Regions from separate parts of the Homo sapiens genome. Here regions 2, 3, 4, 5 and 6 are each linked to region 1. The links are chromatin contacts, found by Hi-C or POLR2A ChIA-PET in ENCODE. All regions are on one chromosome and are shown on one strand. The core of a region is the stretch at or near the end of the contact, and the rest is flanking DNA. Distances in the headings are between cores, read along the strand shown. Region 1 holds the start of C11orf24 (chromosome 11 open reading frame 24). Region 2 holds the start of RPS6KB2 (ribosomal protein S6 kinase B2). Region 3 holds the start of NUDT8 (nudix hydrolase 8). Region 4 holds the start of AIP (AHR interacting HSP90 co-chaperone). Region 5 holds the start of CPT1A (carnitine palmitoyltransferase 1A). Region 6 holds the start of ACY3 (aminoacylase 3).

The links. A loop is a pair of places that touch in the nucleus more often than their neighbours do. ChIA-PET counts read pairs that join two places held with the same protein, here RNA polymerase II (POLR2A). Pooled maps may share reads with other maps.
Region 2: a map with no recorded cell type shows a loop between it and region 1 (5-fold over the local background). The contact joins the promoter of RPS6KB2 here to the promoter of C11orf24 in region 1. A Hi-C loop is called at or near these places in 1 of 37 single-sample maps with no recorded cell type and 1 of 50 pooled maps. POLR2A ChIA-PET finds 5 or more read pairs at or near these places in 1 of 52 experiments (HEK293).
Region 3: a loop to region 1 is called in a pooled map, with 6 times the contacts of the local background. The contact joins the promoter of NUDT8 here to the promoter of C11orf24 in region 1. A Hi-C loop is called at or near these places in 1 of 37 single-sample maps with no recorded cell type and 4 of 50 pooled maps. POLR2A ChIA-PET finds 5 or more read pairs at or near these places in 1 of 52 experiments (GM12878).
Region 4: a map with no recorded cell type shows a loop between it and region 1 (10-fold over the local background). The contact joins the promoter of AIP here to the promoter of C11orf24 in region 1. A Hi-C loop is called at or near these places in 3 of 37 single-sample maps with no recorded cell type and 6 of 50 pooled maps.
Region 5: a loop to region 1 is called in a map of B cell, with 17 times the contacts of the local background. The contact joins the promoter of CPT1A here to the promoter of C11orf24 in region 1. A Hi-C loop is called at or near these places in 1 of 168 maps with a recorded cell type or tissue (B cell), 8 of 37 single-sample maps with no recorded cell type and 12 of 50 pooled maps. POLR2A ChIA-PET finds 5 or more read pairs at or near these places in 1 of 52 experiments (Panc1).
Region 6: a pooled map shows a loop between it and region 1 (7-fold over the local background). The contact joins the promoter of ACY3 here to the promoter of C11orf24 in region 1. A Hi-C loop is called at or near these places in 2 of 37 single-sample maps with no recorded cell type and 3 of 50 pooled maps. POLR2A ChIA-PET finds 5 or more read pairs at or near these places in 1 of 52 experiments (GM12878).

What each region holds. Positions count from the first base shown.
Region 1 is chr11:68,268,775-68,273,590 of GRCh38, forward strand. It overlaps C11orf24 (chromosome 11 open reading frame 24), which reads right to left and starts at 3,199. Exons shown (of 4, transcript NM_022338.4): 1 at 3,083-3,199. It overlaps LOC105369363 (a long non-coding RNA gene), which reads left to right and starts at 3,328. Exons shown (of 3, transcript XR_950248.3): 1 at 3,328-3,402. RefSeq lists a silencer at 2,997-3,396 and an enhancer at 3,308-4,162.
Region 2 is chr11:67,425,397-67,429,743 of GRCh38, forward strand. It overlaps RPS6KB2 (ribosomal protein S6 kinase B2), which reads left to right and starts at 3,098. Exons shown (of 15, transcript NM_003952.3): 1 at 3,098-3,227; 2 at 3,586-3,626; 3 at 3,724-3,844; 4 at 4,131-4,199. The coding sequence starts at 3,150. It overlaps CARNS1 (carnosine synthase 1), which reads left to right. Exons shown (of 10, transcript NM_001166222.2): 10 at 1-208. RefSeq lists enhancers at 2,642-2,791, 2,808-3,575, 2,892-3,141, 3,576-4,343.
Region 3 is chr11:67,626,715-67,631,190 of GRCh38, forward strand. NUDT8 (nudix hydrolase 8) reads right to left here and starts at 3,223. Exons shown (of 4, transcript NM_001243750.2): 1 at 3,004-3,223; 2 at 2,205-2,337; 3 at 1,609-1,686; 4 at 1,224-1,537. The coding sequence starts at 3,197. The coding sequence ends at 1,232. It overlaps LOC124902696 (a long non-coding RNA gene), which reads left to right. Exons shown (of 2, transcript XR_007062741.1): 2 at 1-679. RefSeq lists silencers at 1,764-2,058, 2,626-2,775, 3,066-3,855, 3,976-4,145.
Region 4 is chr11:67,481,164-67,485,849 of GRCh38, forward strand. AIP (AHR interacting HSP90 co-chaperone) reads left to right here and starts at 1,863. Exons shown (of 6, transcript NM_003977.4): 1 at 1,863-2,094. The coding sequence starts at 1,996. RefSeq lists enhancers at 1,705-1,764, 3,912-3,961, 4,417-4,686.
Region 5 is chr11:68,840,244-68,844,814 of GRCh38, forward strand. CPT1A (carnitine palmitoyltransferase 1A) reads right to left here and starts at 1,673. Exons shown (of 19, transcript NM_001876.4): 1 at 1,532-1,673. RefSeq lists silencers at 512-791, 842-941, 1,202-1,281, 1,492-1,541, 1,562-1,921 and enhancers at 2,067-2,592, 3,315-3,454, 3,495-3,704.
Region 6 is chr11:67,649,480-67,653,774 of GRCh38, forward strand. It overlaps ACY3 (aminoacylase 3), which reads right to left and starts at 1,251. Exons shown (of 8, transcript NM_080658.2): 1 at 1,104-1,251. RefSeq lists enhancers at 1,323-1,402, 1,473-1,532.

The sequences.
Region 1 (4,816 bases), core at 1,949-4,448:
GGTCCAAAGATGATCTACAAAGATATTTCTCACAGCATTATTTAGAAAGAGTAAAAAACTGGAATAGTTCTGTCAAGTATGGCCCCATTCATATATAAAATACTATGGCAACTGTTAAAAATACACAACTCTCTACTTATTGACATGGGAAGATATATAGCATGCATCAGTAAATGAACACGGCAGGTTACACAGCAACGTGTGGACCATGATCCTATTTTTGTTAAAAGGGACATTTATTCAAGGGTCTGGAAAGATTTGCACTAGAATGTTAATGAATATCCCTGGGGAATGGATTCACCTGTGATTTTCATTCTCTACTTCATATCTTTCCTTCTTTTTTTTTTTTTAACAAGCATGTATCACTTTTGGAAAACATTTCTGAAAGGCTCCAAGGAAAGAAAACAGCATATTTTCTTCAAGTACTTCAAGCCACTAAGCAGAAAGGCACAGAGTTATCCCACCTGATACAGTTTCACATGCTGATTTCCATAATTTAGAGAGACTACACGATCTATATATCAGGAGAGACATTTTCCTAGGAGCCAACCAAAACTTCGGAGGAATCCAGGAGCAAAGCCATAATGCAAAGATGTCAACCGGCACAAATGCTTCTCTCATTGATGAATATTTAACGCGTACTCAGGAGATTACAGAAACAGCTCGTCACCTCTTATCATGGGAAGGTTATCAGTAGGTGGTGATATCAAGGACCACCATGGGCCTGCTCCCAACACAGATGCCCACGTGTGCACACACAGCCACACATACATGCACTTAGTCACACACGCTTGTGTGCGCACAGCTGCACATATGTCCATCTGCACATGCACACATGCCACCACACATGTGCACTCACACAGGCACACACATACACATGCAAAATCACACACACAAAGGTGAGGGCACACACACGGAGCAGGTCCACAAGGCTATATCAGGACACTCCACGGGTTTCTCAGGAAACTTCTGCTGGATACCATCACCACTTACTCCCTCCCAGCCGGTGGGGCTGGTGGTCACTCCCACAGAAACAGGAATTGGCCACTGTGTAGTCGAGAACAGGCCTTCATTGTCCTATGACTTCATCCCTCTGCTATGGTCCTGCCTCCACTTTCCAACAGAATATTCTAAATGTCAAGATCCCATGCGGGAACCTGTGGTCATCTATGTAAGTTGACTCATGATGGACAAACCATTAACAACATTTAAAATAACAGTTTCCCCTGCAAAGGCTTCAAGCCAAAATTAGGATGTGGGTCTCGGGACCCCACCAGTTATTCTCATTATTATGTGGTACAGGGAGACTGGGTAGATCAGGGTCTCAGACCATAATAGATGGGAAAAAAGAGACCCCAGGGGCAGGAGGGGAATGAGCGAGAGAGAATTAAGTTTGTATTAAGTTGGAGACCAGGGCAGATGGAAAGACGGAAGGTTAGGCTGGCACTGGGAGCTCCCTTCTTCAGGGGTCAGCTCCCCATAGGATCTGCAAGGAAGGTGCAACAGGATACTCCCTTGAGCCATGTGACACTCCATGACAAAGGCACCCCCAACTATGCCCCTGGGTGTCAACCTCCCTATCCTTTTCTGGTTCATGACCTCGAGATGCCTCCCAAGGCATCTTGTCTGAATTCTTGTGTTCCGAACCTTGGCTTGTTATATGTGGCGCACTTTATGCAAGTTACACAAAACTGGACTCCAGGCGTGGTGCTGCATGCCTGTAATCCCAGACACTCAGGAGGCTGAGGTGGGAGGATTACAAGCCCAGAAGTTTGAGTTCAGCCTGGGCAACATAGTGAGACCCCATCTCTTAAAAAAAAAAAAAAAGGGAAAGAAATAACTTAATTCTTTTTTTCTGGCATAGAGAGGTTCCAAAGACCAATCCTGAAGCTTGGTAAAGGACTACAGCTGTTACCCCCACATTCTATCAGGCTATTAAGACTCACTCAGCCGCAACATGGCCAGGCCCCCACACCAAGTTAGGCAAGCTACAGATACCAAGGAGTAGGAACTGCAAACACAAATACAGGGCAAACTGCAGGTACCTAATCCTGACACGTCACCTGGCTGAACTTTGGTAGCAGAAGCCCAAGGAACACAGACTTATGGCTTTGTGTATATAGACATTGTCCTGTAGTCCAAAGGATGTGACTCTGTGGCAGACGGGAACCTAGAACATTGGACATTTATTATATTACATTAACTACCTTGCTTGCTTCCAGGTTTCTGGAAGTTTTGGTAACACAGCTAAATACTAGGGCCTAGTTTTTGCTAAGAACGTGGGTAGCTCTGACATTCCTTTGTCCATTAGGCAGATCCACTGTATAAATGGAAACATCTGTATTTTAAAGATTTTCCTAGCTGATTTTATCGAAATGTTAGAGATTTTCCTGGGGCGAGGGATAGCTGCAAGTTATTACAGTCAGATTTCTAAGCACGATGATTATTTCTGGTGGCAAACCATGCGTGTGGAGGCCGATTCCTCCTATCAGCCTAACGATTAAGTCAACATGCTAAGCAGCCACACGGGGGCTACTAAGTGACTCGCACGGGGGAAGCAGGCAGGGAGACAGATGGGCAGGGGAGGGAATCTGGGGCAATGCACAACCTCCACCCAGGTAGAGAGAGGGTCTGGGGGATAGGTCTGTGTCACTCAAGTAAGAGCGACACTTCTTGGGGTCCAGTCCCGTCCTGGGCTTGCCCGGGAAAGACCCCAGGACAAATTCGGCCCCCTTCCAGAGTGTCCCCATTCTGCTCCCACAATGGGACAAGCCGGCCTCTTCTCCAGTCTGGGCCCCCTTCGGCCCTCCTCCCTCCTCCTGTCTCTTGGGCCCCCAGCCATGCTCGGCCCCCAGTTGACTTCTTCAGTACCTGCATTGCTCAGCGTCTTGCACTCTGTGCGTGCCCCATCCGCCGCTCCTCCTGTCCCGTTCCTCCTGCCTCTCTCAGCCCCACTCACTCTCCCACTGCCCCTCGTGCCCCCATCCAACCCTCCTCCTGCCCCCCAACCTCTGTCTCTCAGTCCCAAGCCAGTCAGGGAGCCCTGACAGCAGCTACCCGGACGGCAGTGCGAGCCCCTTACCCGGGCGCAGCAGGCCCCCGGCGGCCTGGTGGCCCTCGGACAGTAGGAAGGAGCCTGAGGCCCGGCGCGGGGACGTGGCCGGCAGCGCAACCCAGGCAGCTCCGGGCAGCGCGCCCTGCCCGGGCCCCGCCCAAACGCCGGAAATGACGTCACGGAGGGCGGGGCGGGCCTGCTGGCCGGGGCGAAGAGCGGCTGCGGCGGGGCCTGTGGCGAACGGAGGCGAGCCGGAAGTGGGGGGGTTGTCTGCTCTCAGGCCCCGCCTCCCCGGGGCCGGCTCGGGCCACTTCTTGCGCGCTGCCAGAAGGAGCTATTTTGAGCAGGTCTGTGGCGGAAGTGGGTGTTCCCGGGTCTCTGCTGCCCAGCTGTGCCCGCTGCCGTCTTGGGGTCCCGGGGTGCGCGGGTTGGGCTGGGTGAGCTCAGAGGCACCTTGTCGGCAGCCGAGCCTGAAGAGGCGACCTCGAAACGCCTCGTGAGACCTTTCGCGGGCACACGCCCTTCGCGTTCCTCCGCTTCCTCCCACGTTTCTTCAGCCCCTGGCGGGGCGCTGGGGTGCCCGGTAGTTAAGGGTGGGGTGGCAGCGAGCGTTTCTGTGCACCCGCAGCGTGCCACGCCCGTGCTAAGCACTTTGCCTATAGAGCCAGTGGCTTAATTCTGCAATAGCACAGTGAAGAACTTCGCCTCATTTTACAGACGTGGAAACAGGCTCATCAAGTGCTCTGTAATTGTAAAACCTGGGATAACAAAGGAGCAAAACGCAATTTAGAGGCAAGTGTGTGGGACTTGACTTTGGTTAGAAATAGGCTTTGCAGGCCAGGCGCGGTGGCTCTTGCCTGTAATCCTAGCACTTTGGGAGGCCGAGACGGGCGGATTATCTGAGCTCAGGAGTTCGAGACCAGCCTGGGCAACATGGTGAAACCCTGTGTCTACTAAAATACAAAAAATTAGCCGGGCGTGGTGGCGTGCGCCTGTAGTCCCAGCTACTCGGGAGGCTGAGGCAGGAGAATTGCTTGAACCTGGGAGGTGGAGGTTGAAGTGAGCAGAGATCGTGCCACTGCACTCCAGCCTGGGCGACAGAGCGAGACTCTGTCTCCAAAAAAAAAAAAGAAAGAAAGAAATAGGCTTTGCAAGTTAGTAGTTCTGTGACTGAATCCCAGTCTGTATAAGACCCTCAGGCATCCCCCGGTCCAAACCAAAACCTGTCTGCGAAGGATGATTTCACAGGAGCAAACCAAGACTTTATTTCCAGTTTTATAACCTGCCTTGGGGTCTTCGGCTAGGAAGCTAAGAGACACAGAAAGCTGAGATTGGGCAAAGACAGGATCTACCATCCACTCCGAGCTCTGGGAGCACCTGAAATGCGATTTGATGTCACCACCACCATCCCCAGTTCAACCACAGTTCATGTGTGGAATTTAACCTGCAAAGTTGGGTTTGCTGAGACCCAACGCCGGTTGGATCATGTGAAGATCAGATCCTTTCACTATGTATTTGCTTTAATTTTTCCAACTAGTTCGGATCTAACATGAAGTACAGTATTGAGGCTCACTCCAGAAGTGAAAATATACAATCGGCAGGCAGATTTTAGTTCTTTGCCTGCCCTTTTCAAAAATCAATGACTGGGCTGGGCGCGGTGGCTCACGCCTGTAATCCCAACATTTTGGGAGGCCAAGGCGGGCGGATCACCTGAGGTCAGGAGTTTGAGACCAGCCTGACCGATATGGTGAAACCCGTCTC
Region 2 (4,347 bases), core at 1,848-4,347, 840 kb before region 1:
GAACACCTCCCTCCTATGCATCACAAACCTTCTCCACCGAGCTTTGGTGCTTTGGCCTCTGGCACACCTAACTAGCATTGGCAGAGGAGAGTCTACACTCTCTTCCTCATTCAGGGAAGATGCTTTAAGAAATCCTGCCTCTGTGCAGCAGAGGAGCTGGAGGCAGCTCCCCAGGCATCCCTCCCCAAATAAAGGCTTATGTACTGGTGAAGTGTCTAGATAGGTTCTCTTGACTGGACAACTCCTCCCAGGATCAGCTAGATAGGGGGTGGGGAAGGGGGATCAAGAGACGGGTAGGGGATACTTGTAGCATCTGGAGCTAAGGGAAAACCACCCCACTGGCCTGGTGTCTGAGTTGCCCTGGGTTGCTAGGGGCCTGCCCTACACCCACATCAAGACCCGAACCTGGGGATCTCCTTTGGTGGAATTACAACCAGAGGGCCACATTCAACGAGATAACCCTCTGCATGCCTGGAGACCCCTGAATTCTGTCCACCTCAGTTCATACCCAACCTCCCCTATGCACATGGAAGGCACACCTAGACAGCCTCCAACAATCAGAACTCACACCCAAGGCCTGGTCTGACCCAAATTCACACCCACACATCCCCATCCAATAAGAATCCATACCCAATCTTTTTTTTTTTTTTTGAGACAGTTTCACTCTTGCTGCCCAGGCTGGAGTGCAATGGCACAGTCACGGCTCACTGAAACCTCTGCCTCCCGGGTTTAAGTGATTCTTCTGCCTCAGCCTCTCAAGTAGCTGGGATTACAGGCACCCACCACCACACCCAGCTAATTTTTGTATTTTTAGTAGAGACGGGGTTTCACCATGTTGGCCAGACTGGTGTCGAACTCCTGACCTCAAGCGATCCACCCGGCTCGACCTCCCAAAGTGCTAGGGTTGCAGGTGTGAGCCACCGCGCCCCGCCAAATCCATACCCAATCTAAAGTCACAGACCACATGTCACAGACAAGATTTGCTGTGTTGAGTGTGTTCATTCCTTCTTTCTTTTTTTTTCTTTTTTTGGAGACGGAGTCTCACTCTGTTGCCCAGGCTGTAGTGCAATGGCGTGATCTTGATTCACTGCAACCTCTGCCTCCCAGGTTCAAGCGATTTTCCTACCTCAGCCTCCCAAGTAGCTGGGACTATAGGCATGCACCACCACTCCCGGCTAATTTTTGTATTTTTAGTAGAGACAGGTTTTCACTATGTTGGTTAAGCTGGTCTTGAACTCCTGACCTCAAGTGATCCACCCGCCTTGGCCTCCCAAATTGCTGGGATCGCAGGCATGAGCGACCCTGCCTGGCCTAAGTTCATTCTGTCAACAGCGTTTTTGGTTTTTGCTGGGTGTAGTGGCTCATGCCTGTAATCACAGCACTTTGGAAGGCCAAGGCAGGAGGATCACTTGAGTCCAGAAGTTCAAGACCAGCCTCCTGGGCAACAAAACAAGACCTCCCCTCTAAAAAAAAAAAAAAAGAAAGAAAGAAAGAAAAGAAAAAAGATTATGTGATTATGTCATTCCAGTTACTTGGGATTTGAGGTGGGAGAATCACTGGAACCCAAGAAGTCAAGGCTGCAATGAGCCACGATCTTGCCACTGTACTCCAGCCTGGGTGACAGAGTAAGATCCTGTCTGAAAAACTAAACAAAACAAAGAAAAAAAAACCATAAAGTTTTTTTTTTTTTTTTTTTTTTTTTTTTTTTTTTTTTTAAGATGGAGTCTCGCTCTTGTTGCCCAGGCTGGAGTACAATGGCATGATCTTGGCTCACCGCAACCTCCGCTTCCCAGGTTCAAGTGATTCGCCTGCCTCAGCCTTCCCGAGTAGCTGGGATTACAAGCATGCACCACCATGCCCAGCTAATTTTGTGTTTTTAGTAGAGACGGGGTTTCTCCATGTTGGTCAGGCTGGTCCTGAACTCCCGACCTCAGGTGATCCGCCTGGCTCGGCCTCCCAAAGTGCTGGGATTACAGGTGTGAGCCACCGTGACCAGCCAGGTTTTCGGGTTTTATCTGTTTGAGACTTGGTCTCACTCTGCCGCCCAGCCTGGAGCGCAGTGGTGCAATCTTGGCTCACTGCAACCTCTATCGCCCGAGTTCAAGCGATTCTCCTGCCTCAACCTCCCGAGTATCTGGGAGTACAGGTGCGCGCCACCACACCCGTCTAATTTTTTGTATTTATAGTAGAGGCAGAGTTTCATCATGTTGGCCAGGCTGGTCTCCAACTTCTGACCTCAAGTGATCCACCCACCTCGGCCTCCGAAAGTGTTGAGATTACAGGTGTGAGCCACCGCCTCCGGCCTGTTTGTTTTTTTGAGACAGGATCTCACTGTGTCACCCAGCCTGGAGTGCAGTGGCACCATCATAGCTCACTGTAACCTTGAACTCCTGGCCTCAAGTGATCCTCCCAACTTGGCTTCCCAAAGTGCTACGATTACAGGCGTGAGGCATCGTGTCCGGCCTCAACAACGTTTTTTGAAGTGTCTATTCTGTACCAGGTGCCTAAATGTGCTTAAATTAAGAAGGGAGTAAACGCCAACAAAATCCCATATTTACAGGTCTATCACTGACCCCCAAAACCCTATTTAAGGCGGGAACCTGGCAACATAGCCTGGCAGTGAGCTGGCCACTCAGTAAATGCTCCGATTTGCAGGGTCCTCGAGCCAGAGGCACTTTGAGGAGACCCTGATGCAGCCGCCTCCCTTTCTGGAGTGAACCGAAAGCAACGCGACCTGCCTTTCATCACGCAGCCGGCCTGGCAGTACCCGTCTCCAACAGGGCTGGGGATTGCATTTACATTCACACCTGCATACACTTCCGACCCTGCTCCATCCAAACTCAAAACACCGTAGAACCAAAACGGGCTCCCAGAAAGCCTTGCTGGGAAGACCGAGGGTCCTGCGGAAAGGATTCTGCAGGCTGAAGGCTAGGCGCCTCGCCACTCTAGGACTACAATTCCCGAGAGGCCTTGCGACGGAAGCCATCTTTGTTCCCCACCAGGCTAAGCGATTTTCCGGAGGGGGAGTAAGATCCCTTGCGTCACCGGCGCGCGCAGCTGCCGTCGCGGAGAGATGATGTTTAGGTCCGGGACTGTCAGTCAGTGCGCGGCCAGGTACGGGCCGACGGGCCCGCGGGGCCGGCGCCGCCATGGCGGCCGTGTTTGATTTGGATTTGGAGACGGAGGAAGGCAGCGAGGGCGAGGGCGAGCCAGAGCTCAGCCCCGCGGTGAGTGCCCTGCCCTGGCGCGACTGGATCCTGGAGCCGATCCTGTCACCCAGCCGAGGCCGGAGCGGCGGCTCCGCACGCCCAGAGCGGGCTCCGACTCTTTGCAGACCCAGATCCTTCTCAGATCCCGGTCTCTATTAAGTTCTGATCCCACCCTCACCCCGACCTCTCTTCCAGAACCCCAGCCTTTTCTCCCGATTCTCCCTTTCCTGCCTTCGGTTTCTTCCCAATTCTTACCCATCCCCTACTAGCTGCCATCCCTGACACCCTTCTCTCCTGGGCCACGCAGTCCAACCTGAACGGGAGCGGGGAGGTATCCTGGCACCTTCCTTGGCTCTTACCCCTCGGTTTCTCACAGGACGCATGTCCCCTTGCCGAGTTGAGGGCAGCTGGCCTAGAGTGAGTGAGGGTCGTGTTGGGGGAGGGGGGAATGGAGTGGGGAAGGGGAACTGGGGAGCACTGGAGCCTTGTCCTCATTAACTCCTTGTGTCCGTAGGCCTGTGGGACACTATGAAGAGGTGGAGCTGACTGAGACCAGCGTGAACGTTGGCCCAGAGCGCATCGGGCCCCACTGCTTTGAGCTGCTGCGTGTGCTGGGCAAGGGGGGCTATGGCAAGGTAGGGGCGGGCGCACCCTCCTCCTGGCCTCACAGCCTCCATCTGGAGGCAGCAAAGGGTTCTCAAAACAAATTAGACTTGTGAATCAGCAGGGCCTCTAATGGGATTCAGAGCCAGAAACATAAAGGAGGGAAGGCCAAATCCTCTCCAATCGGACTTGAAATCTTCACTGCCCCACCCTTGGCAGGGCCTAGGCCTCCTGATCCCAAAGCCAGAGCTTCAGGGTGGGGCTTCTTGAAGATAGGATGTGGAGAGGGAAGTTGATCCTGTCTCCCCTGCCCTACAGGTGTTCCAGGTGCGAAAGGTGCAAGGCACCAACTTGGGCAAAATATATGCCATGAAAGTCCTAAGGAAGGTGAGTCACTCGTTCAGCCAACGAATACTGTGTGGCTGCCATTCCCAACATGCTGTACCAGGCTTTGGGAAGACAGCAGGGAACACAGTGGAGGAGGATCCCTGACTTTGGCGTTTGCTGGTTTATTGTCTGTTGTGATGTGTATTGT
Region 3 (4,476 bases), core at 1,973-4,472, 640 kb before region 1:
CCCGAGCCAGCAGTGGCAACCCGCTCAGGTCCCCTTCCACACTGTGGAAGCTTTGTTCTTTCGCTCTTTGCAATACATCTTGCTACTGCTCACTCTTTGGGTCCACACTGCTTTTATGAGCTGTAACACTCACCACAAAGGTCTGTAGCTTCACTCCTGAGCCAGCGAGACCACGAACTCACCAGAAGGAAGAAACTCCAAACACATCCGAACATCAGAAGAAACAAACTCCAGACGCACCACCTTAAGAGCTGTAACACTCACTGTGAGGGTCCATGGCTTCATTCTTGAAGTCAGTGAGACCAAGAACCCACCAATTCCGGACACACAACCGGCCATGTGACAGGCTCAGGGAAGGACATGTGACTCAAGGCAGGCCAGTGAAGTGCAATTCTAGGTTAGACTGGCCGGGAAGGAGCGGCCGTGTTTTCTGTTGATGGATGCTGCTGCCCTCTCCTCAACCTCTCACGCTCTGCACTACAGACAACCTCCTTGGGGCTGAGGCCAGCACAGCGCAAAGCACAGCAAGAGGGGAGCCCGAGCCCCTGGATCCAGCCATCCTCCACGGCAAGCTCAGACCACCCGCTCCCTCAGCTCTTTCACAGAACCCTGGTCTACCTAGTTGATGTCTTATATAATTCCACTATTATCTGTGATTAATTAATGTGGAACCACATGATTATCTGTGTGACCTGGTCTGAGGTCTCCCCTAGACTGAGCACCCCCTCTGGACGGCAGGTGAGCATCTGACCGGTCCACAGCTGTGGCCCCCACACAGCAGCTGGCACACACAGGGGCTCTGCATGTTAGACTCCTGCAGTAACACCCAGGGGCATGGGTGCGCCTTACTCCTCTCTGGGATCCCGGAGCCCAGCACAGCGTCAGCCAGGCACAGCAGAGAGAACAGGAGGTGCAGGCTGAGACAGGGCAGTGCAGTGCCTAAGAGTCTGGGCTGTGGAGTCTGAGAGCTCTGGTTCCAATCCCAGCGTGGGGCCCTTAGGCAAGGTGTCTCTCCTCCCTGAAAGCAGTCTCACCAGCCAGAGACAGTGTTGGCCCTGCCTTATGGGCTGTTGTGAGGGTGAGATGAATTGACTCCAAGTACTTGGCACCCAGGAAGTGTCCATTGCTGTGGGGCATGGCGTGACTGGAAGGAGGAGCCCCAGCCAGCGACCTGGAGTGGTCTGCCCAAGGTCAAGGCCCCAGTACAGCAGAAGCAAGAGCTCTAGAGCTGTCAAAGACCTTTATTCAGTCCTGGAGTGGAGCTGGCCTGACAGGGTGAAGCCAGGGGCTGCTTAGGGCGGGCCAGACCCTCAGCCCCTGAGCAGGTCAGGCCGGCCAGGCGGGGCTGGTAGGTACCAGGTGCCAGCAGCTGCAGGGCAAACTCAGTGATGACAGCTGTGAGGCCCCAGACCCGGTGTGGTCCATGCAGGAAGACGGGTAGTGTGTAGCGGAAGTGGCCACCCCGGCAGAAGTGGGTATAGCCCTGATTCTGCGTCTGCAGCAGGTGGGCCAGCGGCAGTGCAAACACCTCATCTACCTGCAGGCAGGAGGCAGAGAGGGTAGACAGAGGACTGGAACAGCCCAACCCCCTCATATCCCCCAGCTCACCTCCTCCGAGTTGGGCCTGAGGCTCTGGGGATCCAGTGGGCCTACACCAGCAAGCACTGGCACCACGGTGGCCTTTTGCTGGGGAAGAGGGCAGGTGGTCAGGGAAGCATGGCCTTCGCTGGGTTTGAAGGCTGGGGAGGGGAGTGTGAGAGGAAGACCCCTTTGCCATGCATAGGCCTTTGGTAGTCATGTTCGGGTCCACCTGCCTGTGTCCTCCAGCCATGCTGACTGACTCAGGTCCCCTCAAATGCACTAGACCTGTTCCCTCTGCTTAGGACAATCTCCCACTTGGCATTCAAGCCTGGGTTCAATCCCTGCCTACCCCATGAAGCTTCCCTGACCCTAATCCACCAAACTGAGTGGAGCTGGCCCACCCCATCGCCCTGGGCCACCTCTACTCAGGACACCAGAGCCTCCCCAATCCCTTCCCGAGGGGGTGTGTGGGGTGGTGCATGTGACCAGGCAGGTTAGGGGCACCCTTCCACACTTTGTGCCCGTGGGGGTCCATGACCACTCTCCTGGTCCCTGGTAGCCCAGCTCCAGGGCAGGCACAGAGTGAGTGAATGGGGTGGGGTGGCCTCAGCCAAGTGGCTTACCGGATCATACACAGGCCGCAGCAGGCCCCACACGTGCTCCTCGGGCACTGCCAGGCCCAGCTCCTCCCGGGTTTCCCGCAGGGCCGTGTGCACCACATCTTGGTCAGCCGGGTCGCACTTGCCGCCTGGGAAACTAAACAGACACAAGGAGTCTGGTCCTTGGACTCTTGGGGCCACGGAGAGGTCGGGGTATCGGCAGTGCGGGGGGGGCCACTGGCCCACCGAAGTGTCGCCTGCCTCTGCCCCTAGTTTACTGGGAGGCCCCAGGCAAGCCATGCGACCTCTGGAGGCCAGTTTACCTCCCTGAGCAATGGGGATAAGGAAGAGAGGCCCGGGACAGCGCAGGATAAGAGGGTCTGCAGCAGGGGCAAGAAGATCCTGGGGCTCAGATACCCAAATTCGGCCTATGGTGGCCCCAGCAACACTGACATTGTCCTCAGGATGTTCTTAATTCCCGCCGGGCGGGGCCCGAACCTCTCCGTAGTCGCCGGCAGGGGGCGGCGTCCGCCCTCTAAGCGGGAAACAGCTCAAAGGGGTGTCCCGGCCCAGGCGTGCGCGCAAGGACGCGTACGAGGGGCCCACGCGGCGAGGACGTGGCGCCCCGGCAGGTGCACCGGGGCCGACGGACACGGATCGCTGACCTCTCGCTGCAGCCCTTGGGCGGAGGGACTCTCCCCAGACCCATTTTACGGAGGCGGAAACCGAGGCTCGAAGGGGCTAAGTGCCCTGCCAGAGGTCCCTGCCAGCCCCGGGCTCCTGTAGCCTCCGGCAAAGGGCGAGGAGTTCCCGGCCGCTGTACCTGACGTCGCCCTTGTGCCTCCCGGTCAGGCGGCTGGACCGCAGCGTGTACAGCAGCGCCGGGACCCCACGCACTGAGCAGAGCGGCACGAGCACCGCGGCCGACGCGGGCCGCGCGCGGAGCCGGGCCGTGGCCCCTGCCAGCAGCCGGCGGCAGCGCAGCTCGCCCTCGGCCGACAGGCAGTCGGGCAGCATGTCAAGTCCTGCGCGGCCGGGACACTGAGGGCGCGGGATCGGGCGAGGGAAGAGGCGGGGCGAGGCGGGGCGGGGCGCTCAGCCCGGGTCCCTCCGAAAGCTGAGAGGGAGAAGGGGCAGCCCGCGCGACGCGTCCCGCCTGGGGGGCTGCAGAGCGGCAGCGGCGTCGGGGGGCCTCAGTGGGGTGGGTCTGTTCGTGGGCGGGGCCTTCCCGGAGACGGGGCCTCGGTGGGACTGGGTCTGTTCGGGGGCGGGGCCTGTTTGAAGGCGGGTCCTCGGTGGGACGGGGTCCGTTAGGGGGCGGGGCCTGTTTGAAGGCGGGGCCTCGGTGGGACGCGTTGAGTCCCCCGGATGGGAGGGACGGAGGGCGGCGGGGCGGGGCGGGGCGGGGCCTGCGCGGGAGCCGGACTCGGACGTTACTGCCAAAGGGCGGCGGGGCCTAGTAGGCAATCGAGGTTGGGGCGGGCTGGGGGCGGGGCCTGGACCGGAGCTTTTGCTACGAAGGACTGGGGGGCGTGGCCAGGAGGACTGTGCTTCCGGCAGGGCCGGGCCGTGGCCGGGGGTGTGGCCGCGGGGAGGGAGATGGGCGCGGAGCTGCAGGACCTGCCGGTTGTGTTCTCCGAGATCCTGAAACCACGCGAACCGTGAAGCGCCCGGCGACCGTCCTCGGTCCCGTTGGGTCCTGGCGTTGGGGTGTCTGATGAGGCCCCGCCGGCCCCCACTGGTCCGTCCCTCCCCTAGGGGCTCCAGGATGTACGGAGCCGGGATCCCACGGGGACGCCCCTCCAGGAACCCGAGGTCGATCGGTGCGCGAGAGGAGCGTCCGGCCCAGCCCTCCCTCCGGTCCTCCCTCCCGATACCGCTGGGTGGCGCGCGCCGCCCCCAGTCTTGTCTTCCCCTCTGGCTCCGTCGGACTCCAGCCCCAGGCCTTTGACCTCCTTGTCCCAGCGTCCAGAGCTCTTCTCCCTTCCTGCCTTGAGTCTTGACCGGATTCCCAAATCCCTCCCCCTTTCCTACCTCGGCCCCTGTGGTCACTGACCACCGTGGTTCTGCGCCCTTCCACCAGACCCTGGGCTTGGGGACCAGATGACCCCAGCCTTGCGCACAGCATTTAAACGTGGGGTGGCGGGTGTCCGCCATGCTCTGCTGTGTGACGTTGAGCAGGTCCCGCGCCTCTCTGAGCGCCAGTTTCGATCCTCATCTGGGCAAGTGCAGCCCTGCCACTGGGCTGGAGTCACCACTTTTAATATTACTGTGTGCTCCCAGGGATGCGGACGGC
Region 4 (4,686 bases), core at 613-3,112, 790 kb before region 1:
ACCCCCCTGCCCCCAGCCCTTGGCAATCACCATTCTGCTGTCATTTTTTTTTTTTTTTGAGATGGAGTCTTGCTCTGTCGCCCAGGCTGGAGTGCAGTGGCGCGATCTTGGTTCAATGCAACTTCTGCCTCCTGGGTTCAAGCGATTCTCCTGCCTTAGCCTCCCGAGTAGCTGGGATTACAGGCACGTGCCACCATACCCAGCTAATTTTTGTATTTTTCGTAGAGATGGGGTTTCTCCATGTTGGCCAGGCTGGTCTCAAACTCCTGACCTCAGGTGATCTGCCTGCCTTGGCCTCCAAAAGTGCTGGGATTACAGGTGTGAGCCACCGCGCCCGGCCCTGCTTTCTGTCTTTGTGAATCTGACTACTCTAGGTACCTTACATAAGTAGAATAATACAGTATTTTCCTGTATGTGACTGGTACTGTTATTTCACTTAGCATATTGATGCTTTTTTTTTTTTTTTGAGATGGGGTCTCACTCTATCACCCAGGCTGGAGTGCAGTGGTGCGATCTTGGCTCACTACAACCTCCATCTCCTGGGCTCAAGCAATCCTCCAGCCTCAGCCTGCTGAGTAGCTGGGACCACAGGCGTGCACCACCACACCACCTAATTTTTTGTATTTTTGGTGAAGATGGTATTTTGCCATGTTGTCCAGGCTGGTCTTGAACTTGTGAGCTCAAGGAGATCCAGGAGATCCACTTGCCTTGGCCTCCCAAAGTGCTGGTATTAGAGGCATAAGCCACCACACCTGCCCCATACTGATGCATTTTTACATGACATTAGTGAATTCAATTAGCCTAGTATTTTATTTAGAATGTTTCATATCAGCTGGGCGCTGTGGCTCACGCCTGTAATCCCAGCACTTTGGGAGGCCGAGGTGGGCGGATCACGAGGTCCGGAGATTGAGACCATCCTGGCTAACACGGTGAAACCCTGTCTCTACTAAAAATACAAAAAATTAGCCGGGCATGGTGGCGGGCGCCTGTAGTCCCAGCTGCTCGGGAGGCTGAGGCAGGAGAATGGCGTGAACCCGGGAGGCAGAGCTTGCAGTGAGCTGAAATTGTGCCACTGCACTCCAGCGTGGGTGACAGAGCGAGACTCCGTCTCAAAAAAAGAAAAACAAAAGTTGTTTTAGCCCCAAAGTACCTCATTTCTCTTTTCTTTTAATTTAATTTTTTTTTTTTGTTTTGTTTTGAGACAGCATCTCGCTCTGTCGGCTAGCCTGGAGTGCAGTGGCACGAACACGGCCCACTGCAGCCTCGAACTCCTGGGCTCAAGCGATCCTCTCGCCTCGGCCTCCCAAAGTGGTGGGGTTACAGGGCCACCGCGCCCGGCGCTAAAGTACCTCATTTCTATCATTCATCGATTATTCCCTAATATTAATTGGGCACAACTATGACTCATTTCCGACCCCGCAATGGGCTCTCTTGGTCTCCTTCTCCACCTTTCTTTCCCTCTTCCTCTTTTTATTTTTTGAAAGAGGAAGATCCAGGATGCAAGAGTCCCGACAATCATACTAGATATGCGAAAGAGAAAAAGCCGGAAGAAAATACACAAAAATCATAACACTTTGAGGGTGTGGCTTACGGGTGTTTTTTTTTTTTTTCATTTTCCTAACTCTGCAGTGCTGTTATATTCCATCCACAACTTCAAACAAAGTGCCACACGGCCGCAGTCCCAATCAATTCAATGACAATTGTTAGGGACGTCCTCGTCCCGCCCGGCCCGCGGACCCCGGCCCTTCCTCCTTGACAGGCTGGGGTCCAGCCCCGAGACATTCCTAGGCTCCGCCCCCGAGCAGACGCGCGCGCTCAGCCCCAGCGCAGAGAACCAATCACCATCCGTTTCCACGCTCAGTCCCTTTTGGCTTCTGCCCTCAACCAAAATGGCGCTAGCTCGGAAGCTGCCGAGGTGCTAGGAGTTGCCGAAGCAAGTCCGGAAGCTACCGAGCGAGTCCGGAAGTTGCCGAAAGGGAGCAGCGGGGAAGGAGGATGGCGGATATCATCGCAAGACTCCGGGAGGACGGGATCCAAAAACGTGTGATACAGGAAGGCCGAGGAGAGCTCCCGGACTTTCAAGATGGGACCAAGGTTCGTGTCTACCCTACCCTTCTCCCCCTCTGCGGCGTGGTGCGCATGCGAGGCGGGAGGAGGCCTTAGGCGAGAGGTTGCGCATGCCCAGAGGGCAGCGTCCACTGCCCCTACCGCTCACATGCAGAACTCGACGCTGATTGGGCTGAATTTAAGTAGGGGGTGAATTCGGGCCTGTCTGCCCCGCCCCCTGGCTCGGCCTTGTAGCAGCATTGGTGGGGGAGGCCGTCAGTCATCACAAGCGGGTTGGGGTTGGGGGTTGATCTCAGTGCTTGGGCAGACCCCACGCTGGAGGAAACCCAGGGCCGGGAGTGGTCCTCGGGTATCTGGGTTTCAAGGCTCATGATCCTTTGTAGATGGAAGGGCCTTCTGAAAACACTTAGACCAACTGCCGCTGTTTAGAGTGGAAAACCAAGACCCTGGGACGTGCAAAGCCGGAGAACGGGCCCAGAGGTCAGGTCTCCCAGACAGGGACTCTTTAGCAGCCTTCCTGCTGCACTAGGGGCTTGTTGGGACAGATGAGGGTTGGGAAGTAAAGAACCTCCCACTTTTCTCCTTTTTGCCAGGCCCCCAGATCCAGCCCCTCTGCCCGCTTCTCCCCCAACCTACAACTCCAGGCTTCCCTGCTTCTCCTGTAGTTGCCTCCTCCCGGAGTGCTTTTCCCAGCTGCCACTTGTTTGCAGAGTAGGGAACCTCCCAGGGGCAGCCCCTGTGCCCAGCAGAGCAGTCAGGCAGGACATGCACATTGAGCAAATGAGCACATGCCCCCTGGCCAGCACCGTGCCGAATCGGGCAGCTAAGCATCCTAGCCCAGTGCAGTATAAGTGCCCTGAGAGCAGAGGGGAGCTGCATGGCTGGAGTGATCCGCTGTATGAAAAGATATCTTCTCTAAGAAGAGACAGGATGTGTGGTGTGGGTTCATGCCCCCATGTGCTGGGGGGTTGGTGGCGTTGGAAGAAGGGGCTGGCAAGGGGGATCCTGGATGGAACAGACATCAGAAGGAGAGATGTGAACAATGGCACCCCAAGATCAGAAACAGGTGGTGTTAAATAACCAATCGCCAGCACTGATTGAGTGCTCACTATTCGAACATTGTGCTACATGCTTCACACGTTTATTTCCTACAATGTGAGATAGGTACTGTTGTTGATTCCGTTTTACCGATGTGGAAACTGACTTCAGAGATGCAGCATGGTGCGGCAGTTAAGAGCGTGGGCTCCTCTAACCATATCCTGTCGAGAGTTCAATCTCCAAACCTCTTTTCTCTGCACCCACCCCCAGTGTTATCTCTAAAAACTCTCCCTGCCCGGATTACTCCCAGATGCAGCTCTCCAGTCATTAACTGTCTCTTAAACCTGATATATAGCTCCCTACTCACCATATCCACCTGGAAGCCTGGTTGGCAACTCACACTTAACCTGCTCCACCTGAGGCTTCTCCGTGTCAGGGGAACCAACAACCTTCCCGTTGTTCAGGGCAAAAACCTTAGCATCTCTGTGGTCCTCCCAGTCTCACATCCAACATCACATCCTCAATATCCAGCCAGGATCTGAGTTCTCACCACTTCTGCCATCACTGCTTGGGTCCAGGCCATCCTCATCTCCAGCCTGGGTTACTGCAGCGACCTCTAACTCTCCTGCCTCTTTTGTCCCTCTGTGGTCTGTTCTCGTCCCAGCAGCCGAGCCCATGCCAGATTCAATTCCTTTTTTGCTCGGAGCCACTCAGTGGCTTCCATCACAGAGTGAAAAACAGAGGCCTCACCATAGCCTACAGGCCCTGTGAGGTCCACCCCTACTGACCTGGGTGAGCTCCCCTGCTGACCCTGTGGTGTACCCCACCCCCTCCTTCACTCTGCTCTGCCACACTGGCATTGCTGCTCTTGAACACATCATGCATTTGAAACGGGAAGTTCCCTTGTCTCCCTCGCAGGGCGTGCGATGGGGGAGTGGCTCGCTTCTTCAGTGCCCCGCTGCTCAGACCTCTGGGGGAGCATACAGATGGGCAGGCTGTGGGCTCCGACCTCATGGCAGTGTCTAGGGGTGAATATTTACAGCTCCGTGTGTTCTAGGGTGCTCTTTTAGTTTGTCTATGGGAGGCTTGTGTTAACCAGCTCAATTAGACCCCCTTCCTTATCACAAGGACAGAGGGCTTTCTGTAGTCTGGGGTTTTCTTGCCTTGATGTACTGGAGTACTGGAGAATTAGATCACTTGTGGGCTTGGAGAATGATTGCAAATTTTTTTTTATTTTTTATTTTATTTTTTTTTTCTGAGATGGAGTTTCACTCTTGTTGCCCAGGCTGGAGTGCAATGGCACAATCTCTGCCTCCCAGGTTCAAGCAATTCTCCTGCCTCAGCCTCCCAAGTAGCTGAGATTACATGTGCCTGACACCAGGCCCGGCTAATTTTTAAAAATGTTTTTAGTAGAGATGGGCTTTTACCATGTTGGCCAAGCTGGTTTCAAACGCCTTTTTTTTTTTTTTTTTTTTTGAGACGGAGTCTTGCTCTATTGCCCAAGCTGGAGTGCAGTGGCATGATCTCGGTTCACTGCAACCTCCACCTTCTGGGTTCAAGTGATTCTCCTGCCTCAGCCTC
Region 5 (4,571 bases), core at 423-2,922, 570 kb after region 1:
ATTGCTACGTTCACTCGGTCAGAGTCGCCTTAAAGAATTTGGAAAGGCCCGGGGGTGGGGGTGCTTCCTGGCATAAATAGAAGACCAGTGCTCAGCCATTTTTTATTCACTTGGTTTGTGGCTTAGAATGAAATAAACATGCTTGCATATCTGGAATGACCAGAAACCGGACACCTGTGGAAGAAAATGGTGTAACAAAATACAACGTTGCAAAAGGTAAAACCGATTTTCATTTTATTCGGTAACTTACAAAGTTACCAGCTTCCTACTAAAATCTGCCCTTAAATATTTTATAACACACGGAGCCGAGAGGAACCGAAAGCCTGTGCCGAGTTGGGAATATTAACTTTGTTATGTATTTAACCTGGTAGGTAGTTGGGATTTTTAACTCTCTGAGTTGTTTTCTTTTTTTAAAGTAAGATCGGCCCTCATCTTTGAGTTCTGCGGCTTTAACGAAAGCCAAGGGCGGATTTACATTATAAAGACGCTGACCCATGGCCTCTCCTGACAAACCGAAAGAAGCCGGCTGTTGGCTGGCCGCGGCGGTGGCTCCGAGAAGGGGCTGCCCCGCGTGGCCCTGACCGCACCGTCGGGCTCGCAGGCCAAGTTCGCCAGGGCACGGCCACGTGACACCCCCACCCTCCCGCGGCCCCGCCGCTCCCAGCCCGGCACGACCTTGGGCACATGCTCCGCGCCCACCCGCCCTTGACCCAGCGCTGCACGGGAGAGGCTGCGGGGCGCTCCCAAGCAGGCACTGGGCCCGGCACCCTCATCCTGCTCACGGCAGCGCTCGGACCGCGCCTGGAGTCCCTGCGCCAAGGGCGTGTCCCGACGGCTGCACCGCGAGGGCGGGCATGGGGAGGGGGACCGGGGAGACGGACGCTGGGATGGGGTCAGCGGCGCCCTGCCGAATCCCGAGGGCCGAGCACCCCTCCCTCAGCCGCACTGCACCTGCCCGTAGGTGACCAACCCACGGGCGGACCCCCAGACCCAATCCTCTCCAGAGCCAGGGTGGGATGGGCAGGGACAGGAGCCGGAGGCCCTACTGGCCCCGGGCGAAGGCATCCTGGAAAGCATCCAGAGCGTCCAGCATCCCTCCCGCGGCCACCCGCAGGCTGACCGACCCCTGGGCAGACCCTCAGACTCAATCCAGTCCAGGGCGGATTAAGGAGTGGGAGACAAGGGAGCCGGTGGCCCCGCTGGCCCCGGGCCGGAGGCGTCCAGCCAAGTCCGGAGGGCCGAGCATCCCTCCCGCGGCCGCACGGGACCCGCCTGCGGATGGACCGACCCCCGGTGGACCCTCAGACCCAATCCCCTGGGGAACATGGGGAGCCCCGGCCTCTTTCTGGGTTCAGGATCTCCACAACCCCGCCGTCCGGGGGGAATACCGGGGTTCCTCTCGGCGCCCCGGTTCCGGCGGCGTCCCCCACCCGGTCCGGTTCCCGGCAGCCCCGCGCCCCGCCCGTCCCCGGCCCCCGCAGCCCGCAGGGCCGCCCCGCCACCCTCCCCACCGCGGGCGACCGGGCCTCACCGAGTCAGCTACGGAGGTGCGGCAGCGGCAGCGGCAGCGGCGGCGGCGGCGGCGGCGGTGGAGTGAACGAGCGGCGAGCGGGAGCCGGGGAAGGAGGGCCGCGGGCGAGGCCGAGCGCACCCGACGCCGGCAGCAGCGGATTGGCTGAGGCGGGTCCGGCTGCGGCGCCTGCAGGCGGGTGACTCCCGGCGCGCGGAGGGCGGGCCCGGGGCCTCGGCGGGGCGGGGCGTCCGCGGGGCTAGGAGGGGAGGGAAACTGAGGCTCGAGCGGGTGCTCGCGTCCTCGACCTCTGCCGGAATGGGGTCTAGGACGAGATTCCTCACCCTCCGAGCCTCAGTTTCCTCATCCGTAAAACGAGCCATCTCGTGGAGGCCGTGCGCATAAAATCGCTTAGCTCCGTGCCTGGCTGATCCTCGCGACTTATCTATCGGCATTGCCCCGTGTAATGCTCCAGGCACCCCCTGATGGTATTCACCCCTGACTCTTTCATGCAGACAAGGGTCGCGGGCCAGGAAATAAGTTACCCCACATCACCGAGCTGAGAAGCAACCGATCCACAGGGAGTGGTGGGGCGCGCCTGTAATCCCAGCTACTCGGGAGGCGGGAAGTCGCTTGAAGCCAGGAGTTCGAGGCCAGCCTGGGCAACGTAGCGAGACCCCGTCTCTAAAAAAAAAAGCGCGGGGAAGTGATAGATCGGACATTGGGTCCAGATCTGATTCCACAGCCCATGCCCCAAATCAGACCTTATACCACGAGTGGCAGTCATCGCGATCCAGAGGCAGCGTGGCTCCTCCTCATCTAGCTAGGATAAAAATGCCTCACTTGGGGGGCTTTGGTGAGATTTACTAAAATAATTCTTCCAGCGTCAAGAACATAATAGGTGCTGGGAGAGGAGTAGCTGGAGGCCAGGGCAGAGCGACCGAGAGACCCTTGTGCTGGAGCTCGGGAGAGGGGCCGGGAGCGGGAACTGAACATCCACCGGTCCCAGGAGTCTAGGGCGAGCGCAGCTGCAGGGGACCCAGGGGGTTGAGGGGGAGGGAGAGGGGCCCCAAGCGTAACAGGAGGGCCAAGGGGGTCTTCCTGACCGGGAGCCACCCCTCCCCTATCTTTGCCCGCAATGCTTCCAGGCGCGAGCTGGCGGCTCTGCATACAGCAGGTGCTCCATAAATGCACCGATGTTATGAACAAAGACTCTTTTAAACCTCTTTTATGAACCCTGCTCTTTTTAAGTTCGACCACTTCTTCTAGTTATGAAAAAATCCATGTTTGCAACCATCCTTCTTTCTGTATCATTTAGTTGTTACCGCAGAAGAATTTAGAAGAGAAAATGAAAGTTCTCCTTTGATCCCGCCCCCCACCACCGCTGCAGTTAACTCTCCCTGCGGTTCCCGGGCTCGCTGTTTTAAAGGAAGGCTAGGATGCAAGCTGTCTGTAAGGCTGTTTTGTTTTCACTTGGCTTACGTCGTAGACAGGTCTCTGCTGGGGGACGGAGATGACCACCGGCCTTCCCAAGGCTGCATAAGATTTCCTTTGACTATGCTGTGATCCATTTACGCGGCCCCCATTGGACAATTAGGGCCTCCTCCCCGCCCCCCACCCCACCATTGCAGGTATAAATAAAAGCTGCGTTGGCCGTCGATGTACCTCCTGGAGCTCCTGATTATCCTGTAGGATAGATCCCTGGAGGGGAAGCAACCAGGCACGTGCGACATTTTGGTGACACAGGCCAAGCTACCATGCCGAAAAGTTTACCAACTTCCACTGCCACCCGCGCGTGCAAGCGGGGCCCTGTCTCCGATTATGGATTATTTTAATCTTTGCCAATCCTAAAAGGAGGGGTGGGGGAGGGAAGAATCTCTCATCTCTCCTTTTAATTTGCATTTCTTTGAGGTTAGAAGTTGGGGGTTTGTCCCCCTGCTTGCGCTTGTCTGGACCACCAGTGAGCCCAGGCACTCGACCCCCGCAGATTTCACCGCCCCAAGAGGCCAGTGGGCTGGGCCAGGGCACACGTTCCTGACGCGCGGCTGCACCCCACGAGCCCGGGCGGCTCTCGCGCGTGAGGCTCTCCTTGCACGTGGGCCTTCGCGGTTTGCACTACGGAAGCTGGACTGTCATTCTCACCGCAAATGCCCTTCCCTCCTTTCCCTGGAACCTCAGCCACCGACAGGTCCCCGCTCCAAGGTCATTTCCTCCCTCGCTCAGCGCCCCGGTGCGCGCCCAGCTGGGATTGGCCCCGCGCCCTGTCTGTTCCCAGGGCTCTTCGGCCTTGACCGTGCGCCCTTCCCTGCGCGCCGCCTAGGTGCCACCTGCAGGCCGGGCGGGGCAGGGACAGGGACCCAGTCTGTGGGGACGCCGAGGCGCCACGCTCACCTGTGCCATGGTGGCCGGGCTCTCGGCAGCTGCAACGAGCCCGCGCCGGCCTGCAACTGCAGCCGCACTGGGGAGGCCTTATTCCCCTCCCGCCGACCACGCTGCAGCTCTCCTGCCCGGGTCTGCGGCTCCCGCGGCTGCGTAGCTGAGTCTATTAATAAAGAAGCAGAGAACGAGGCCTCCCGGGGAGCTCCGGGCCTGAGCCTCAGTTCCCTGGGGCCAAAAACGTCTCCATGTCTGCCTCTGAAACTAGAGTAATCTTTCTCAAGCCTTGTTTTTTACAGATTCTGCCCCAGTTTGAATACTGTAGCAATTGCCTACCATAGCTACAAGAAAAATTTTCTTTTTAATGCAGGTAATGTTTTTATTTACCGCTAAGATTTCTCTTTTTACTCAAAAAATACTTTTTTATGGAAAAATCCAAACCTTTTTATTCATTCGTTCATTCATTCATTCATTTTTGAAACAGGATCTCTCTCTGTTGCCCATGCTGCAGGGCAGTAGCAAAATGACAGCTCACTGCAGTGTTGACATCCTAGGCTCAAGCAATCCTCCTACCCCAGCTTCCTGAGTAGCTGGGACCACAGGCAAGTCCCGCCATGCCTGGCTAATATTTTGAAAAATCCAAACCTTTGAAAAAAATTAACCAGAATAGTATAATAAAGGCCTA
Region 6 (4,295 bases), core at 1-2,500, 620 kb before region 1:
CGGGGTCCAGGAACCCTCAGAAACAGCAGCCCCCAGTCCTGGCAGTGTGTGCGCGTGTGTGCATGTGTGTGCATGCATGTGTGCATCTGTACATGTGTGCGTGTGCATGAGAGCATGTGTGTGCGTGTGTGCACTCACATGTGTACGTGACAGCATGCGTGTGTGCGTGCGTGTGTACATGTGTGTGCATGTGCATGAGTATTGTGTGCATGTGTGCATGTATGTGTACATGTGTGCGTGTGTGCATGAGAGCATGTGTGCGTGTGTGCGCATGTGTGACAGCATGCATGTGTGCGTGTGTACGTGTGTGCATGTGCATGAGAGTATTGTGTGCATGTGTGCATGCATGTGTGTGTACATGTGTGCGTGTGTGCATGAGAGTGTGTGTGCATGTGTGTGCATGTGTGCATGTGCTTGAGAGCGTGTGTGCGTGCATGTGCGTGAGCATGTGTGCGTGTGTGTGTGTTGTGTGCACACGTGTGACCTGGCTCTGGCCCCACCTCCCTGACAGGCTGTGTGACCTGGAGAGATTCAGTGCCCTCTCTGGGCCTTGGCTCCACCCTGTGAAAGTCCTGGCCAAGGGCAGCTGTGGGGAGTGAGGAACAAAGGGCGGGCACAAGCTTGAAAATGGGCACATGGAGACCCCAGCATGAGTGAGGGCAGAGGATGGTGATGTCATGGGCATCATCACGGGGGCCAATTTCCTCACTGCAGTTGGGGAAACTGAGACCCAGAGAGGGGTCAGAGCTGTGGTTCCCCCCTGTGTCAGCATCCAATTAGATCATGCCTCCCAGCATCACCTCATTGCAAGATGCAATCAGATCACGCCTCATTACCCTATGCTTATAAAACCTGCCCCAGCCCTCAGCTCGGGGAGACACTGCTTTGGGAGCTGTCTAGGTGTTCTCCTTACTTGTTGCAAGAAATAAAATCCCCTATTAAATCCTCTTTAGTTAACACCCGCCAAGCAACTGAGCCCACCCGTTGTGTGGGTAACAAAACTCTGGCGACCCAGATGGGGCCGACTGGGATTCTGATCCTAACTTCTTGAGGCTCACTAAGGTAAAGCAGTGGGCCGCGGCACCTTCCCCGGGCGAACTCACCCACGTGGCCCCAGAGGGTTGAGGGTGACTCCCGGGGATCTTCTGCTTGCTGCGTGGCCCGTGGGGCTGTCACTCCGCCCTACCCCCGAAACAGCGGAAGCAGCTGCCTGGAGCTTTTGTTCTGTGCTGCTCCTTCAGGGAAGAAAGTGGACTTTGCCCCGTGGGTTGACTGAAAGGGTAAATTCTTTGGACCTAGCAGTGGGATCTCTAGACTTCAGCGCAGGGCACCTCTGCTTTCGGTTTCTGTCTGGCTCTACGTGCCGTGGGGGATTGAGAGGCATCTCTGGCCAGGCCAAGGGCAACCCGGATCCCGGATCTGGGTAGACAACAGTGGGACTAGTTTTGGGAATTCGTTTTTTTTTTTTTGAGACAGAGTCTGGCTCTGTCACCCAAGCTGGGGTGCAGTGGCGCGATCTCGGCTCACTGCAAGCTCCACCTCCCGGGTTCACGCCATTCTCCTGCCTCAGCTTCCTGAGTAGCTGGGACCACAGGCGCCCGCCACCACGCCCGGCTAATTTTTTGCATTTTTAGTAGAGACGGGGTTTCACCGTGTTAGCCAGGATGGTCTCGATCTCTTGACCTCGTGATCCGCCCGCCTCGGCCTCCCAAAGTGCTGAGATTACAGGCGTGAGCCACCGCGCCCAGCATGAGAATTTGTTCTTTTTTAGAGAAACAGAATTTTTCACAGGAGGCTGAGCTGCTCCATCTCCCAGAGCCCCTACTTGCCATACCCCGGGTTACCAGAAACAGGAGCTCTGCCATTTGATGAAAAAAATACTTTTTTCAGATAAATGTTTTTGTCATATCATCACACAAAGCGGGTAAAGTTGTATATATATACATACAACTTTTTACAAATATGTGATCATATGTACAAAGGCTAGAAGGAAATATACAGAAAAATATGTATTAAAATACTGGTTTTTTTTCATTGTTTTATAAGATACTCTACAAAACATTACAATGAGGTAGGACTATTTTAGTGCTAGAGAATCTCATTAAATGAATTTGTTCAAGAGCTTCTTTGTCAGCTGGGTGCAGTGGCTCACACCTGTAACCCCAACACTTTGGGAGGCCAAGGGGGGCAGATTGCTTGAGCCTAGGTGTTCAAGACCAGCCTGGGCAACATAGGGAGACCCTGTCTCTACCAAAAAAAAAAAAAAAATTAGGGTGGGCGCGGTGGCTCACACCTATAATCCCAGCACTTTGGGAGGCTGAGGCGAGTGGATCACCTGATGTCAGGAGTGTAAGACCAGCCTGGGCAACATGGCAAAACCCCGTCTGTACTAAAAATACAAAATTTATCCAGGCATGGTGGTGGGTGCCTGTAATCCCAGCTACTTGGGAGGCTGAGGCATGAGGCAGAGGTTGCAGTGAGCCGAGATCATGCCATTGCACTACAGCCTGGGCGACAAGAGCGAAACTCTGTCTCAAAAAAAAAAAAAAAAAAAAATTAGCCAGGTGGTGGCACACACAGCTGTGGCCCCAGCTACTCAGGAGGCTGAGGCGGGAGAATCACTTGAGCACGGGGAGTTGGAGGTAATCGTACCGTGAGTACAGTGAGCCGTTATCGTATGGCTGCATTCCAGGCTAGACAACACAGTGAGACCTTGTCTCAAAAGAAAATAAATAAATAAATAAATAAATAAATAAATAAATAAATAAATAAAGAGCTTCTTTGTCAATATCCTTTTGTGGGTATACATCATAGTCCCACAGTACTTCTTCAACCCAGGGAGATAAATGTGTATTAGTCTGAAGACCCAGGAGAGAATCTTCAAGACTTGGCACTGTCACTGATGATGATCTGCTTCCTTACATTATGACAAATGTATTCCCAGCTCCGGCTTGTTCTGCCTCATTAAGAGAATATTTGAAGACATTATTCATGATAGCAGCATCAGCATTTTGCAGAAGAAACCCTGGGGACAGATGTCTGCATGAAGCACCTTTATTCTGTGAATAAACTGGTATTTTTTAATGACCATTTCCTGCAACTGGCAAAAGTCTCCGTTCAGTTCTACTCCACAGGGTTGCACTGCTAAGCTATAAGATCACCCCATAAAGACTGTGCTGAGCCTGGAGCTGACGTCAGCCACAGCCTTTCCTGATTGATCAGGGAGTGCATGAAGATAAATGAACTTCAATTCCATGAGGGAGAAGGAACGAGCAATCGGTCTAAAGGTTCTGTTTGGTGTGAACCACCCAGTAGTTTCTGCTCATTTTCCCTTTGTCACATAATGAATCAATGAAGTCTTTATCACAAAGGAATGCGTCAGCGTGAATGGTGGGTTCTGGCTGCTGCTGTAGTTTTTGAAGGGTTAGATGTTCTGAGGAAAGCATGGTTTCTAGAGGCAAGCAATTCTGAAGGTCTTCTGCAGTGGGTTTTTTTTTTTTTTAATTTTGAGACAAGGTCCGGCTCTGTCACCCAGGCTGGAGTGCAGTGGCTCGACTGTGGCTCACTGCAACCTCCAACTTCCAGGTTCAAGCAGTCCTCCCATCTCAGCCTCCCAAGTAGCTGAAACTACAGGCACGCACCCAGCTAATTTTTTTTTTGAGATGGGGTCTTGCTATGTTGTCCAGTCTGGTCTCAAACTCCTGAGCTCAAGTGATCCACCCCCTTCAGCCTCCTAAAGTGCTGAGATTACAGGCATAAGCCACCACACCCAACCTTTCTGCTGTGTTTTTAAACACAATGTCTTTATTTCCTTCAGTGAATTCATCAAAATCTCGGGCAGTTTGCATCTGCTGGAGCAGTGCCGGGCGGTCGGCAGAGCCACAGTATAGAGCAGTTACAAGATTTCCTGCCTTGCCGAGTGAAATCTATGCCTTCCAATTTTTTTTAATTAATTAATTTTTAAAAAATTAGATTGGTACAAAAGTAATTGCAGTTTTTGCCATTACTTTCAATGGCAAAAACAGCGGTTACTTTTGAACCAACCTAATATTATAGAGACAGGGTTTCACCATCTTACCTAGGTTGGTCTCGAACTCCTAAGCTCAAGTGATCCACCCACCTCGGCCTCCCAAAGCGTGGTGATTATAGGCATGAGCCACCATGCCCGCCCCTCCCCACCAATATATTTTTAAAACTAGTTGAGTGTGGGCCAAGAGTTGTGGGATCTGTGTCACCACCAATCCCGCCTCTAAGCTGCTGGGTGGGTAATATGGGAAAACAGTAATTGTAGCAGG